Linked DNA regions of Homo sapiens: region 2 is linked to region 1. Evidence: chromatin loops called from intact Hi-C (ENCODE). Cell type or tissue: psoas muscle. All regions are shown on one strand. Each heading gives the region's core, and the rest is flanking DNA. Links, peaks and the distances in the headings are about the cores only. Region 1 overlaps MAD1L1 (mitotic arrest deficient 1 like 1). Region 2 overlaps MAD1L1 (mitotic arrest deficient 1 like 1).

Region 1 (2,806 bases), core at 49-2,548:
GTGGGGCAGGGGCGGGGCCATATGTGGGGCAGGGGCAGGGGCAGGGCTGAGGTGTTGGTGCCCTTTGGTTGTGGGGCCGCAGCTGGATAGGGCTCTGGGACTGTGCTCCAGAAGGTGTTGCTAGGTGGCATCTGTGACGATGGGGGCCTTTCCTGCTGCCCTACCCTGGAGCTGGGGAGCGGGGTGGGTGAGGAGCGTTGAGGAGGAGAGAGCTGGAGCTGGTGGTACTGGGGTTTTGGCTGGGCGTCTCACGTGCCTGGACTTTCTGGTCTCATCTGGAAGGTGGTCTCTTACTGGACCGTGCGGGGGTGAGGAGACAGGCCGAGGCCACCAGGTAAAGCAGGGCTGTGGTGAGAGAGGCCCCATTTTCCCTCAGAACCTTCACAGTGCGTGGCTGGCCTTGGCAAGGCTGCATGGCTGGTCCCAGGGCTTCCTGGCCTCGTTACTTCCTGGCTTCAGGGCAGTGTAGGAGCAGCCACAAAGCAGACATTTGGGTTGTCCTTTATGAATGCCTCGGGTGATGATCCACGCTCCCTGCCTTGCCCCAGCGCAGGCTGTGCCCGCCCACCCTCCCGTGGAGCCCACGCTTTGCTCTGCCTGCTGCTGCCAGGCCAGCAGAGACCGCCCCGTAGGGCACTGCGGTTTCTGCGGCCTGTTCTGCCCTGAGTGGCCTTCCTCCCCTGCTCTTAGCTGGGCCCCCTCACTCCACCTCGCTGCTGGCTTTGTTGCCTTTCAGGCTGTGACCACCTGAAGCCAGCTCGTGTGTTAGTGCCCTTTGTTAGTAACCAACCCCTTGTCGGCAGAGACCTTCCCTTTCTGCTCACTGGAATATCCCCAAGCAGGACGGTGCGGTGTTTGTGGCCTCAGAGAGTGAGGCTCTCCCGGGCTGCAGAGGCACAGCCAGTTTCTTCCCGGCAGACCTCTTTTCAGAACAGCCCCTCACTGCGGTGTCCGGCCCCTGGGGAAGCCGGGCTCTGACTGGGTGGGTCAGCCCTCAGGCTGTGCCAGGAATCCCATCTCCAGGCGGGCTGTGCGTAGTTCCCTTCGTGTTTTAACATTTAGGAGGTGAGCGGTTTCCTTCCCTGAGCTCCGGAAAGAGTCCCCAGGGCTTGCGGGGGGACCTACCCTGCATTGCACGTTGGAAGGAGAGGCAGCTGCAGGCTGAGCCCACATGGCTGTGCACGGCCTGGCGTGGGAGCTGCAGTGATTTATGTGACCTGTGCTCAGATAATTAAAGTGGGATTTGGCAGTGAGGTCTTTCATGGCAAAGGCGTTAGGGATGTCACAATGAGGCATGTAAGTATAAAACAGTTATGTTTTCAAAGGCGTTAGGGATGTCACAATGAGGCATGTAAGTATAAAACAGTTATGTTTTCAGGTTAAGAATTTAACGAGGAGTAAATTCATTTAAACCGAAGAGCTGGCTTAAGGGGAGCTTTCGTGGAAGATCTGTAGTTGCTGGCATTTCATTCCTTCTCATTTGAGCCCAGCCTGTCTCTGGTGGCAGAGCGCGTGTTCCGAGTGTCCAGGTGCCGCAGCCGCCCCCTGTAGGCACCAGCGTGTTTGACATGCGGGTCAGGGATCTGACGCAACAGGCCGCCTCCACATGCCAGACTGCGTCCCCCTTGGCCTGCTATTGCGCCGCCGTGACGGCTCTCCTTCGCGGAGGGGCGGGGCTGTGGGGGCTGTCTTCCTGTGTTTTCTCTCCGGGGCCTCATCTGCCTTCAGGAGCCTGTGCAGTGCCACTCGGGCTGAGCAGCCTCCGCCAGTGCACAGGGGACTCCGGGCTTGCCTCTGTGGAGGAGTTTGCCGCTATCTGCTCTGCCTTTGTCCTGGTTCCCCAAATGGAGGCCCAGCCTGCCGTGGTTCTAATCCAGGTTTCTGGTCATCAAAGCAGCATGCCTTTAATAACAGATATGGCCTGTTGTGCAGTTGGCCCGGAGAGCTCTGATCATTACTTATCTGCCACGAGATGCTTTTGCTCAAGGCAGGCTGCTGAGGAGCACACTCCTTACCTTCATTGAATGATTTCCAGACACCGGCTGCATATTTGATTCTCTGCCATGTGTCTGGGGGCCTCTTTCTCCGACGTCCAGCGGGGTGGAGTGTTGTATGGCGTGGCATCAGAACTGGTGGTCTCCCCGCATTCCTTGCCTTTTCCCACCCCATCTCCAGAGTCCGGACACCACCTGTGAGACTGTCCCTCTGCCTGGGGATGCGGAGGGACTCCGTGCACAGTGGTTCAGGGGGTCTGCTTATGCCACACTGCTGGGATCTGGGCAGGGAGGAGGACAGCACCTGCCCTCTGAGTAGCCGCCTCCCTGGCTCCTCCTCGTGGCCGCTCCCTCCTTCTCCCCTGTGGGATCGAGTCTCAGTGTTCTGGCTGTGCTGCCCGGCTCCTGAGAGGCCTTCGCAGGGGCTCCCAGGGCTGCCTGGTGGTGGGCTTTGCCCCAGTGCTGGCCCATCTGCGGTTGCCCCGCCCAACAAAGAGCACGGTGGTCGAGAGCCCCGCCGCTGTGCAGTGGCCTCGGGGGCGGGTGAGATCTGCTGCACTGCTGTATCGCCTCACCCTCTGTCCTCTCAGGTGCTCACCCACTTCTTCCAAACAGAAACGTCATCACTAGGCATGGCGATGTCCCATGTGCCGTCTACTGAGCGGCGGGGCAGGCAGGCCCAGGCCTTCACTGAGTGCAGGAGCGCAGGTATGACTGTGTGTGCAGGGCCCGTCGGGGCAGCCATGGCTTGGGCTGCGACCCGGCCCTCAGCGTGGCCGGATGGACGGCCTCCCTCTGGACACACCATGTGG
Region 2 (2,806 bases), core at 113-2,612, 90 kb before region 1:
CGACGCTGTGACGAGCACAGCACAGTCTGCCCACGTAGTGCACACACACAGACAGCTTTAAACAATGAAAACAACAGGGGTGCCTCCTCAGATGCAATCTTTTGGAAGATGCCGCAGGAGCGTTTTGCGGGAGTATCTTAGTTGGAGACGGCCTTGTTGGATATGAATGACGCTGGTGGGAATGAAGGCCAGACGTTTTCCCTGGTTTGGAAACAGGTGGCTTACAAGAGTTTCTAGAGTTTATTTGTTTAAAGACAGAGCCTGTTCTCAAGAGGGTCTTCACTTTGCTGGCAGGATGGCACTGTTGACGGTGGTGGTTGGCTCTGGAGAGCTGCTGTGTAGTTGACAAAGCCTGTTGATAATCAGCGTCTCATTCGTTCTTCCTCAGAACCCTGTGGACTAAGCTGGGTTCTGGGAGGGGCTGACTGGCCCAAGGGCATCCAGTGAATTTGTGGCCCTGTTGCCGGAATGCTTGGCTGATCCTGGAGTATGGTGAGCTGTGCCCTCAATAACCTCCATCCATCTGGCTGGCCACATGGTGCCATGCAGCTGGATCCTGCATTTTTGTGAGCTGATCAGCCCGATGCTGGCACTGAAAGGATTCTGTTGGGAGCTGCCATCCATTTAGCCTGAGCGGAACTCAGCACATGTGCGGGCATGAAGCCCATCAGCTGATAGCTTCTTTTTCAGACCTGATGGCTCCCAGCCGAACTTTGGCAAGAAGGACCTACCAGCCTGCTGGAGGGCTGACCTGCCTGCCTTTGCTGGGAGCCAAGCACCTCCTGGCAGTTCTGGGATTTGGTTTTCAGTGGGAGGAGGCTCTCTGCAAGGTAGAGTAAGAGCAGTAATTACTTGGGAGAGGAAGCGTTTAACTTCTGAGGCTGCAACACAATACTATCTTGTTCGCGGAGGTGGCTGAGTTAGAAGATTAGCAATTAATTTTTTATCAGGTGCAAACTACTCTTCAGTTTCATGGAATCAAACAGTCCTCCCACAGCAAGGGAGGGGCAGGCTTCCACCCCGTGTAATTTTTCAGAGCACTGCTGTTTGTCTGCTTTTGAGCTGATAGGAATTATTTACGAGTCTATTTGGAGGACATTTTGACACACAATTCTTGGTATTCCCATTTGCTCTTTCTAGTTTTTACTTTTCCTGCATTGCTAGCGTTTACTGCAATTAGGTCTCAGGAGTATTTTGCCTTTTATTAGGATTGCAATTACAAAATGCAGGTATCAACTAGGTTCCTTTAAATCAAAGCTCACTTTTTATTGACTCGGATAAGAAAAGTAGGTATTTTTAGTAGACTGAGTTGAAAAGAGTGTCATTGGTAGCTATTACAAGCATTTCTTTTAGTTTAGGTGTTTTTATTGTTTACGAGAGCTTAGCTGAAGTGGCATAGATAACCCAGTAGGGGTCACTGCTAAGTTATCTGTAAGTTTTCTAAGCTTGAGCTTTAGATTCAAATACTTTTTTTTTTTTTTTGAGACAGAGTCTTGCTGTGTTGCCCAGGCTGGAGTGCAGTGGCATGATCTCTGCTTGCTGCAACCTCAGCCTCCCAGGTTCAAGCGATTCTCCTGCCTCAGCCTCCCGAGTAGCTGGGACTACAGGTGCGCATCAGCACGCCTGGCTAATTTTTGTATTATTGTATTTGTTTTTTTAGTAGAGATGGGGTTTTGGCATGTTGGCCAGGATGGTCTTGAACTCCTAACTTCAGGTGATCTGCCTTCCTCGGCCTCCCAAAGTGCTGGGATTATCAGTATGAGCCACTGCGTCCAGCCCAAAGACTTTTAATAATAGAAAAGGTACTTTCTCTTGTTTCATCATTTAGTATGCTAGGTTTTCTTTGAGTTTCTGTAACTAAACAGTGGGTACCTATGATAGGTTGGGATGGATTTAGGGCAGAGTCTGGTACGTTTTTTCTGTAAAGGGCTGGGTATTAATAGTAAATATTTACTTTGTAGCTTTGGGGGCCATAAGGTCTCTGTTACAATTAGTTGGCTCTGCCTTTCTAGCCCAGAATAGGGTGATTAGCCCTCACGGCTTGTCTGAGACTGAGGAGTTTTGCTTGGGAGGTGGGACCTTTCATGTGAAAACTGAGATGACCCAGGATGAAACAGGACTGTCACTGATTTTAGTGCAAAAGCTGCTGTAGACAGTGCGTAAATGAATGGATATGGCTGTGTTCCAGTAAGACTTTATTTTCAAGACAGCTGGGGTGGGAGTAGGTTTGGCCTGAAGGCCATGCCTGCTAACTCCTACCTGAGGATACAGGGCTAGCCATTTAATTTTGGTTTAAAAAATCCATGCAGAGGCTGGGCATAGTGGCTCACGCCCGTAATCCCCGCACTTTGGGAGGCTGAGGTGGTAGGCAGATTGCTTGACCTCAGGAGTTCAGGACCAGCCTGGGCAACATAGTGAGACCTCATCTCTGCAAAAGAATACACACACACACAAAAAAATTAGCCAGGCATGGTGGCACGCACCCATGGTCCCAACAACTCGAGAGGCCAAGTCAGGAGGATCACCTGAGCCCAGGAGGCCGAGGCTGCAGTGAGCCGAGATCATGCCACTGCACTCCAGCCTAGGTGATAGAGCAAGAACCCGACTCAAAAAAAAAAAAAAAAAAAAAAAAATCCATGCAGAGCCTTGCTGCCTTTTCCCTGCAGCTTTTCTTTCCCATGCAGAGCCTTTTGCTGCCCACACAGCATCATGGTGGTTTCTTCCTTTCCAGATTTGGGACAGTTGGGCGACGGTGTGGCCTTGCCTGAGGGTGGTTGTGGAAGAGAGCCTAGGGTGAGACTGGCGT

The links. Peaks named below come from ENCODE experiments on the same cell type or tissue, not always from the same donor. Only the 100,000 strongest peaks of a DNase experiment are listed, where the experiment ranks them.
Region 2: a loop joins it to region 1, with 2.5 times the contacts of the local background. A loop is called at or near these places in 47 of 110 quality-filtered maps.

What each region holds. Positions count from the first base shown.
Region 1 is chr7:2,103,210-2,106,015 of GRCh38, reverse strand. All of the region lies in intron 11 of MAD1L1 (mitotic arrest deficient 1 like 1), which reads left to right. Among named protein-coding and RNA genes, the nearest start is that of SNORA114, 16 kb to the right of the region's middle. RefSeq lists enhancers at 1-628, 1,448-1,742, 1,962-2,628. In psoas muscle, for the core only: a CTCF peak has its summit at 1,540 (motif pointing left); a DNase peak (open chromatin) is centred at 1,605; H3K4me3 peaks cover 762 bases; H3K27ac peaks cover 386 bases.
Region 2 is chr7:2,193,764-2,196,569 of GRCh38, reverse strand. The region is part of intron 10 of MAD1L1 (mitotic arrest deficient 1 like 1); the gene reads left to right. Among named protein-coding and RNA genes, the nearest start is that of MAD1L1, 38 kb to the left of the region's middle. RefSeq lists an enhancer at 842-1,136. In psoas muscle, for the core only: a CTCF peak has its summit at 1,405 (motif pointing right); a DNase peak (open chromatin) is centred at 679; H3K27ac peaks cover 1,057 bases.